Regions from separate parts of the Homo sapiens genome. Here region 2 is linked to region 1. A link is a contact called in ENCODE Hi-C or POLR2A ChIA-PET data. All regions are on one chromosome and are shown on one strand. The core of a region is the stretch at or near the end of the contact, and the rest is flanking DNA. Distances in the headings are between cores, read along the strand shown.

The links. A loop is a pair of places that touch in the nucleus more often than their neighbours do. ChIA-PET counts read pairs that join two places held with the same protein, here RNA polymerase II (POLR2A). Pooled maps may share reads with other maps.
Region 2: a map of CD4-positive, alpha-beta T cell shows a loop between it and region 1 (2.9-fold over the local background). The contact joins the promoter of IL31 here to the enhancer-like site in region 1. A Hi-C loop is called at or near these places in 1 of 168 maps with a recorded cell type or tissue (CD4-positive, alpha-beta T cell) and 2 of 50 pooled maps. POLR2A ChIA-PET finds 5 or more read pairs at or near these places in 2 of 52 experiments (OCI-LY7 and naive thymus-derived CD8-positive, alpha-beta T cell).

The regions. Positions count from the first base shown.
Region 1 is chr12:121,717,969-121,722,465 of GRCh38, forward strand. All of the region lies in intron 1 of TMEM120B (transmembrane protein 120B), which reads left to right. Among named protein-coding and RNA genes, the nearest start is that of TMEM120B, 7.5 kb to the left of the region's middle. Within about 2 kb of position 2,328, at least 5 of the 41 ENCODE cell types and tissues checked have a DNase peak (open chromatin) inside an H3K27ac peak, as active enhancers do.
Region 2 is chr12:122,172,292-122,176,788 of GRCh38, forward strand. It overlaps IL31 (interleukin 31), which reads right to left and starts at 1,930. Exons shown (of 3, transcript NM_001014336.2): 1 at 1,866-1,930; 2 at 1,553-1,701; 3 at 1-450. The coding sequence starts at 1,881. The coding sequence ends at 121. It also overlaps a transcript of LRRC43 not described here.

The DNA of each region.
Region 1 (4,497 bases), core at 1,078-3,577:
TAGTAGCAGATTGTGCAGAAAAAGACACTGCACAGGGAATCAGTATTCTTGAGTTCAGGTCCTAGCTTTGCCATTGTCTAGTATCTGAATTTGGTGAGCCACCTCTCTCAGGTTGAGTTTCTTTATCTAAAAACAAAGGCTGACAATAATAATAATCATAACAACAACAATAACAATAATAGCTAACTGCGTGAAACACAGATTATCCCATTTAATCTAAATATCAACCCATGGCCTGGCGCAGTGGCCCATGCCTGTAATCCCAGCACTTTGGGAGGCTAAGGAGGGCAGAGCACTTTGAGCTTAGGTGTTCAAGACCAGCCTGGGCAACATGGTGAAACCCCATCACTATAAAACAAACAAACAAACAAAAAACAAAAAAAAACCTTAGCTGGGCATTGGTCGCTCGCTCCTGTAATCCCAGCTACTTGGGAGGCTGAGGCTGAAGAATCGCTTGAACCCAGAAGGCGGAGGTTGCAGTGAGCCAAGATCGTGCCAGGGTACTCCAGCCTGGGTGACAGAGTGAGATCCTGTCTCAAAAATAAATGAATGAGTGAATGAATGAATGACAACCCTGTTTTTTAGATGAGGAGATTGAAGCTAAGAGATGCTGAGTAACTTGAAAGTCATGGAGCCAGAATTCGAACCCATGCCTGCTGTATAACTCAGATACTAATACCGTGGGCTCCAAAAGTATCCTGAGACTCTTAGCTCTAGAAGAAAAGTTTTGAACTTGCTGGGTCCCTTTTCATTTATATAGTGCTTTCACACAATGCACTATCAGGACTCTTAGTTGCAAATGAAAAAAACCCAGTCTGACTGGTTTTAAGCCAAAAGAGGGTTTATTGAGTCAAGTCTAGTGGCAAATGGCTTCAGGCAAGGCTGGATCCAGGAGCTCAGGTGATGTCTGTGTCTGTGTGTGGATGTCTCTCTCTCTCTCCTCTGTGTCAGCATTATTCTCAGGCAGTCCCTCCCATGTTGTGGCAAAGATGGCCAGGTGGCCCTCAGCTGACATCTGTCAGCTTAGCAGCTCTGGCAGAAACAGAGCATCCTTTCCCCCTGTGGTTTCAGCAAGCGTCCCAGGGCTGACTCTCATTGGCCCAGCTTGGGTCATGTGACTATGCCTTACTTAACCAGTCACTGTGGCACTGATTGGCCAGGTCACGGTCACATATCTGCTCCTGAAGCCTAAAAGTGGGATCAGTGCCACCACACTACATGAAACGAGTTGGGGAGGGATGGTCCCATGAAGGAAAATCAAAAAGCTGGTAGTTTAAAAAAAAAAAACAGAGAGAGGGATGCTGGACAGGCACCTTTTGGGGGGCTAATAGAAATTGTTGGCTGGGTGTAGTGGCCTATGCCTGTAATCCCAACAGGAGGCTGAGGCAGGTAGATCGCTTGAGCCCAGGAGTTTGAGACCAGCCTGGGCAATGTAGTAAGACCCTGACTCTACAAAAAACCACAAAAATTAGCTAGGCATGGTGGCGTGCACCCATGGTCCCACCTACTTGGGAGGCTGAAGTGGGAGGATTACCTAAGTTCAGGAAGTGGAGGTTGCAGTAAGCTGAGATCCTGCCACTGCACCCCAGCCTGGGTGACAGAGTGAGACCCTGTCTCAAAAAATGTTTTTTTCTTCAAGGGAAACAGTGGCATCGATTGGACACTGCTTAAATTGCTAACGGGGGTAGTTTAAGGGGGTGGTTCACAGTTGCATGTTAGGCCACACTGCATTCTTTTTTTTTTGAGACGGAGTTTTGCTCTTGTTGTCCAGGCTGGAGTACAATGGCTCTGTCTCGGCTCACTGCAACCTCTGCCTCTCGGGTTCAAGTGATTCTCCTGCCTCAGCCTCCTGAGTAGCTGTAGCTAGGACTACAGGCACATGCCACCACACCTGGCTAATTTTTGTATTTTTAGTAGAGACAGGGTTTCACCATGTTGGCCAGCTGGTCTCGAACTCCTGACCTCAGGTGATCTGCCCACCTCGGCCTCCCAGAGTGCTGGGATTATAGGCATGAGCCACCTTGCCCGGCCCACACTACATTCTTGATGATGTCACATCTTTGTGACAGTGCCTAGCCTGCTGCATGCACCTCATCTCCTAGCTCTTTCACAGCTGATGACACCGAGGCACAGAGGGATTACATAACTCAGCTAATAAGTGGCAGGCTCTGGATCTGAACTCGGGCAACTTGATGGCAGCATCAAATCACTTAACCATTGTGTTTTCATGCCACCCAAATGCGTGCCTCCCACGCACAGACCCCCACTTACCGCTCCCGTAACATACCGTTCATGGATTCTGACACATGACTCAGAATCTGTCCCGCACAGGACGCATACACGTTAGGCGAAGTCATCCTTGGTGGTGTTTCTATGGTGATGAGTCCTGGTTAAGTATAGTCAGCGTCTGAAAGTCTATTTGAAGTTGATTTCTTAGAGCTATATAAAAGTAATCTCTTGTCCAGGCACAGTGGCTCATGCCTGTAATCCCAGCACCTTGGGAGGCCAAGATAGGCAGGTCATTTGAGCTCAGGAGTTTGAGACCAGCCTAGGCAACATGGCAAAACCCCTGTCTCTACAAAAAATACAAAAATTAGCCAGGCATGGTGGCACAGGCCTGTAGTTTCAGCTACTCGGGTGGTTGAGAGAGGAGGATCGCCTGAGCCCAGGGAGGTGAAGGCTGTGGTGAGCAGCCATGATTGTGTCACTGCACTCCAGACTGGGCGACAGAGTAAGACTGTGTCTCAAAAGAAAAAAAAAAGGAATCTCTTGAAAGTTTACCACCAGCAAGAGGCACAGCTCTAAGGCACCACACTTAAGTGGCGGTATGGCCCTATTGCAGTCTACTGGACTGCCCAGCGACTTCTGATGCTCCTGGGCCAGAACCATGTCTGTAAATGCCGTGAGATTCCTCTAGCAATTCCTGCAACACATGTTGACTCCCCAGTCCTGGATCTTCCGACAGCCAAGATGTGTTAAGGAGGTGTCTTCAGATGTTTCACATCTGTACTGGGAACAGGAGTCATTAACCTCATCTTCCCACTGGGGCAGAGCTTGGGTCTCAGAGGACAGCAGAGGTGGCAGAGATCCCTGAATCTTCCAAAGGAAACTTGCTTGTTTGTGTCTTCTACATGCGGAGGATGGTAATTAGACAAGTAGGGAAGATGCTCTGGGCATGACAGCTCACAGAGCTCATGTGAGCAGTTCTCCTTTTTGTTGTTGTTTTGTAAGAGAGGGTCTCACTTTGTCGCCCAGGCTGGAATGCAGTGGTCCCATCATGGATCACTGCAGCTTCAACTTCCTGGGTTCAAGTGATTCTCCCTCTTCAGCCTCCTGAGTATCTGGGACTACAGGCACACACCACCACACTTGGCTAAGTTTTGTAATTTTTGTAGAGATGGGGTTTTGTCATGTTGCCCAGGCTGGTCTTGAACTTCTGGCCTCAAGCATTCCTCCCATCTCAGCCTCCCAAAGTGCTGAGACTATAGGTATGAGTGCCTGGTCCTCCTTTTTTTTTTTCAACCAAGAGTTTCACTCTTGTTGCCCAGGCTGGAGTGCAGTGGTGCCATCTTGGCTCACTGCAACCTCCGCCTTCTGGTTTCAAGCAATTCTTCTGCCTCAGTCTCCCGAGTAGCTGGGATTGCAGGCAGGCACCACCACGCCCAGCTAATTTTTGTATTTTTAGTAGATGGGGTTTCACCATGTTGGCCAAGCTGGTCTTGAACTCCTAACCTCGTGATCCGCCCACTCCAGCCTCCCAAAGTGCTGGGATTACAGGCATAAGCCACTGCATTCAGCCCTGGCCCTCCTTTTTTTTTGAATGGAATCAGTTCTACTTTTTTTTTTTTTTTTTTTTTTGAGACAGCGTCTTGCTCTGTCGCCCAGGCTGGAGTGCAGTGGCTCAATCTTAGCTCATTGCAACCTCTGCCTCCCGGGTTCAAGCGATTTTCCTGCCTCAGCCTCCTGAGTAGCTGGGACTACAGGCATGTGCCACCATGCCCAGCTAATTTTTGTATTTTTAGTAGAGTTTCACCATGTTGGCCAGGATGGTCTCGATCTCTTGACCTTGTGATCCGCCCGCTTTGGCCTCTCAAAGTGCTGGGATTATAGGCGTGAGCCACCACACCTGGCCTTTTTTTTTTTTTTTTGAGATAGAGTCTCGCTCTGTTGCCCAGGCTGGAATACAGTGGCACGATCTCGGCTCACTGCAACCTCTGCCTCCCGGGTTCAAGCGATTCTTCTGCCTCAGCCCCCTGAGTAGTTGGTATTACAGGCGTGTGCTACCACAGCAGGCTAATTTTTTTATTTGTAGTAGATACGGGGTTTTACCATGTTGATCAGGCTAGTGTCGAACTCCTGACCTTGTGATCTGCTCACCTCAGCCTCCCACAGTGCTGGGATTAGAGGCGTAAGCCACTGTGCCCGGCCTCCATTCTACATTTTTATAAGTAATACATATTCACACAGTTAAAAATTCATGTAGCAGCCATGCATAGT
Region 2 (4,497 bases), core at 680-3,179, 450 kb after region 1:
CCTGAGATTATTCATTGGAAAAATGTACTTAAGGAATCACGGCAGAGTTCCCACACTTAGCTGTCGGTCATCTTTTTAAGGCTCCTTAAGTTCCTGCCAATCCGAAAGGAAGAGATGGCCTTAAGTGGTGGCCTGTTGGGCTCCAGAGGTCAATGATTTTAGTGCGAGGTCCATGCACTCTGAAAACTGTTGAGAAATAGTCAGGATGAAGCGTTTACATTCATGGGTGTCTGTTGGCACAGAAATGTTTGTTTCTGGTGCATCTTGAAATATGAGTTTGTCGAGGTGCTCTATGATCTCATCAATAACAGATTTGTTGTCTAGCTGTCTGATTGTCTTGAGATATGCCCGGATGGCTGGGCTGTGGATGTTGTTTGGCGGCTGGGCGTCAGGGCTGAGACACGGCAGCGTGTAATTCTGGGACACGAGCACGCCCTTCTCTTCCTCCACCTGTGGAATGAGGAGAAATGGTCAGTGTTGGGTTTGCAATGACAGCTGCAAGTCTTAACAGTGAATGTTTGCATGCTTCCTCCGTAACCCGCCTCGTTGATATATTTATCTGATCAATGTCACAACCCTATGAGGCTGTGCCATCACCAACCCCATTTCCAGATGAAACTAGAGCTTAGGTGGCTGCAGTCCTGAAGCCTGTGCTCAGAACCACTGATCCATCCAGCTGAGGCCTCCCAGCCTTCCAGAACCCACTCTCACGTGCTCAGGGTGGTGGGAATTGCAGCACATCTGGCCTTCCATGGCAGCTCCCCGCCCTTTGGGACTCTGTGTTAAAGCCACGCACGCTCCACTTATAAAGGAGAGTGTTAGGCTTGTCCGGAAAGGCCTCCGAGATGCAGGCGAGAGTTTTCCCCAACAAACCAAGGAGTCCGGACCACTCCCTCCCTTCCTCTTTCTAAGTACTAACTAGAGTCAGACCAAATTGCCAGCAGCACCTCATCAACCTGAACTGCCCAGTCATCTTGGGTTGGTAACAACCTCTGCCTTTTATAAAAGCCAAGGCTAAGGTCTAAATACCAAGGCAGATGAGAAGAGTAATGCCAATTTTATGAATTGTTTCCAAGTTTGGGCATTTGTTTGTTTGATCAAAGCTATCTTGGCTGGGCACAGTGGCTCACGCCTGTAATCCCAGCACTTTGGGAGGCCAAGGCAGGCGGATCACTTGAGGTCAGGAGTTCAAGACCAGCCTGGCCAACGTGGAGAAACTCTGTCTCTACTAAAAATATGAAAATTAGCTGGGCGTGGTGGCGCATGCCTGTAGTCCCAGCTACTCGGGAGGCTGAGGCAGGAGAATCGCTTGAACCCAGGAAGCAGAGGTTGCAGTGAGCCAAGATTGCACCACTGCACTCCAGCCTGGGTGACAGAGTAAGACTCTGTCTCAAAAAAAAAAAAAAAGCCATCTTTGCCTGTCTAGTTTCCCCCATCCCTTCCTGGCATAGCTACAGCCCTGGTTTCAGGTCCGGAGAGAGGAGCCTCTTTGGAGGGCAATGGAAGGCATTTTTAAGAAATCGTTTAGAAAAGAAATCTCTAGGACACTCACATCTTTCAAAAGCATCTTCGAGAGGGACTGTAATTCCTCGACTATTTTCTGTACATCATCACTTGGTCGTAGTAAACGGACGGGCAACGTGTGGGAGGCCAGCCAGCCTCCCAGGCAGCAGAACAGAAAGAGCACAGACGTCGAGGGGCCTGGAGAGAGAACGATGCCGTGAGCGCATACATCACACACCCCTGCCCACCCTGGCTCCATCCCTGCAGCCCTGCTGAGCCAACCCTGGGGGTAGTGCTTCCAGAATCTTCCTGGTGAGATAAGATGATGCCCAAGACTCCGGAAGCACCAGGACCAGTGATACCTGAGTGAGAGGCCATGGCGAGAGAGAGCAAGGCCAGCTTCAGTGGGGGCTTCTGGAGCCAGATGTGTTCGCCATGGCTGCCTGGAGGTATATAAAGGGCCAGGGTGAGGAGAAAGAGCAGTCAGCGTCCCGCCCATGGCAAAACCATTTACTCAGCTTTTCTCCAGAAAACACTCAAAAGTTCTACTGGCCACGGCTGAGTGAAAGGGCTGAATGGAAATGCTGAGGTTACCCTCCAGGTGGGCAGATGCCTGACTCAGACACACACATACTTCACAAGAAGGCACATGAATGCATCTTTGCCATTCTTCTTGGAAGGAGCCTGTTGATTTGACTAGACAAAATTTTGAAGCCCAGGGTTGACAGACACGACCATACCACCAAGGAGCGGGTGACTTCCAGGAGTTCAAGGCCAGCGGCCACAGGGAATTTCTGGGGAGGAAATGCGAAGCCGGCATGAGATGTGCAGAATGCGGTATCTCTGGAAATTTCTGCAGCATATGCCCACGCCGGTGTGCAGGGACGGCCCCATAACTGCTGTGAATGTGGCGGGTCGAAGGCTTCATCTCAACTCCATGTGGCCTTGGACATCACTGGACTCTCCATCGTGCCTCTGCAATCTCAGGGCCCAGAACCAGAGACTGTGATCCAGAGTTATTGCTTGAAATCCTTGTTCATATCTTTTTTCTTTTTTTTTTTTTTGAGATGGAGTCTTGCTCTGTCACCCAGGCTGGAGTGCGGTGGCGTGATCACTGCAACCTCTGTCTCCTGGGCTCAAGCAATTCTCATGCCTCAGTCTCAGCCTCCCAAGTAGCTGGGACTACAGGCACGTGCCACCATGCCCAGCTAATTTTTGTATTTTTAGTAGAAATGGGGTTTCGCCATGTTGGTCAAGCTGGTCTCTAACTCCTGACCTCAGGTGATCTGCCTGCCTCGGCTTCCCAAAGTGCTGGAATTACAGGCATGAGCCACTGCGCCAGCCTAGAAACTTTATTGCTTTTCTTTCTTTCTTTCTTTCTTTCTTTTTTTTTGAGACAGAGTCTTGCTCTGTCGCCTGGGCTGGAGTGCAGTAGCGCAATCTCGGCTCACTGCAACCTCCACTTCCCAGGTTCAAGCAATTCTCTTGCCTCAGCCTCCTGAGTGGCTGGGATTACAGGCGCCCACCACCACGCACAGCTAATTTTTGTATTTTTAGTAGAGACGGGGTTCACTATGTTGGCCAGGCTGGTCTCAAACGCCTGACCTTGTGATCCACCTGCCTCCGCCTCTCAAAGTGCTGGGATTACAGGTGCGAGCCACCACTCTGGCCTTAGAAACTATTTCTAAGTTCATTAGCTTTCTTTTTCTTTCTTTTTTTTTTTTTTTGAGACAGGGTCTCATTCTGTCACCCAGGCCAGAGTGCAGTGGCATCATCACAACTCACGGCAGCCCCGATCCCCTGGGCTCAAGTGATCCTCCTACCTCAGCCTCCCAAATAGCTGGGACCACAGGCACAAATCACTATGCTAATTTTTTTTTTTCTTTTTTGAGACAGAGTTTCGCTCTTGTTGCCCAGGCTGGAGTGCAATAGCACGATCTCGGCTCACTGCAACCTCCGCCTCCTGGGTTCAAGCGATTCTCCTGCCTTAGCCTCCCGAGAAGCTGGGATTACAGGCACCCACCACCACGCCGGGCTAATTTTTGTATTTTTAGTAGAGACGGGGTTTCACCATGTTGGCCAGGCTGGCCTCTATCTCCTGACCTCAGGTGATCTGCCCGCCTCAGATTCCCAAACTGCTGGGATTATAGGCATGAGCGACTGCACCCGGCCTCCTTATTCATATTTTAGTGCCAGCTTTGATCAGGCCATTTTATAGGGTATCGGGAATAGCGGTGAAGAAGTTAGAGTTCCTGCCCTTGTGGGCCCGTCATTGCTGTGGGCTGCGGACAATAGCAACAACATTCATAAATAAGCTAGAAAGCACTGTGACGGTTGGAGAGTGACGGGCAGGATACTTTAAGTCAGGTGATCAGCAAAAGTCTCTCTGAGAGGTGACATTGAAGAAGAGACTGAAAGACAAGAAGGAGCCAGTTGTGGGAAGACCTGGGAGAAGAGTGTTCCAAGGCAACGGGACAGGAGTGCAAAATCCTCAGGTGAAAATGAGCTCGATGCTGTTCCTAGAACGGGAAGAGGGTCATGGCAGCCACAGTGACGCGAGAGGACAGGAGGGTAGTGGGGAGGTGGGCAGCGGCTCCATCACAGAGGCCTGAGGCTGGGACAAAGAGCCTGGGTTTTATTCCACATGTGACGAGGCAGTGCTGGGCGGCTTTCAGTAGGGAAACATAAGATCAGATGCACTTTATTTTTTTCTTTTCTTAATTGTTTTGTCTTTTGTTTTGTTTTTTTTTTTGGAGAGAAGATCTCAAGCGATCCTCCCACCTTGGCTTCCCAAAGTTCTGGGATTACAGGCATGAGTCACCATGCCTAGCCCTGATGAACTTTATTTATTAGTAGTAGTAGCATTTTTTTTTTTCTTAAGACAGAGTCTCACTTTGTCGCACAGGCAGGAGTGAAGTGGCGCAATCTCAGCTCACTGCAACCTCCACCTCCCCTGTTCAAGCAATTCTCGTGCCTCAGCCTCCTGAGTAGCTG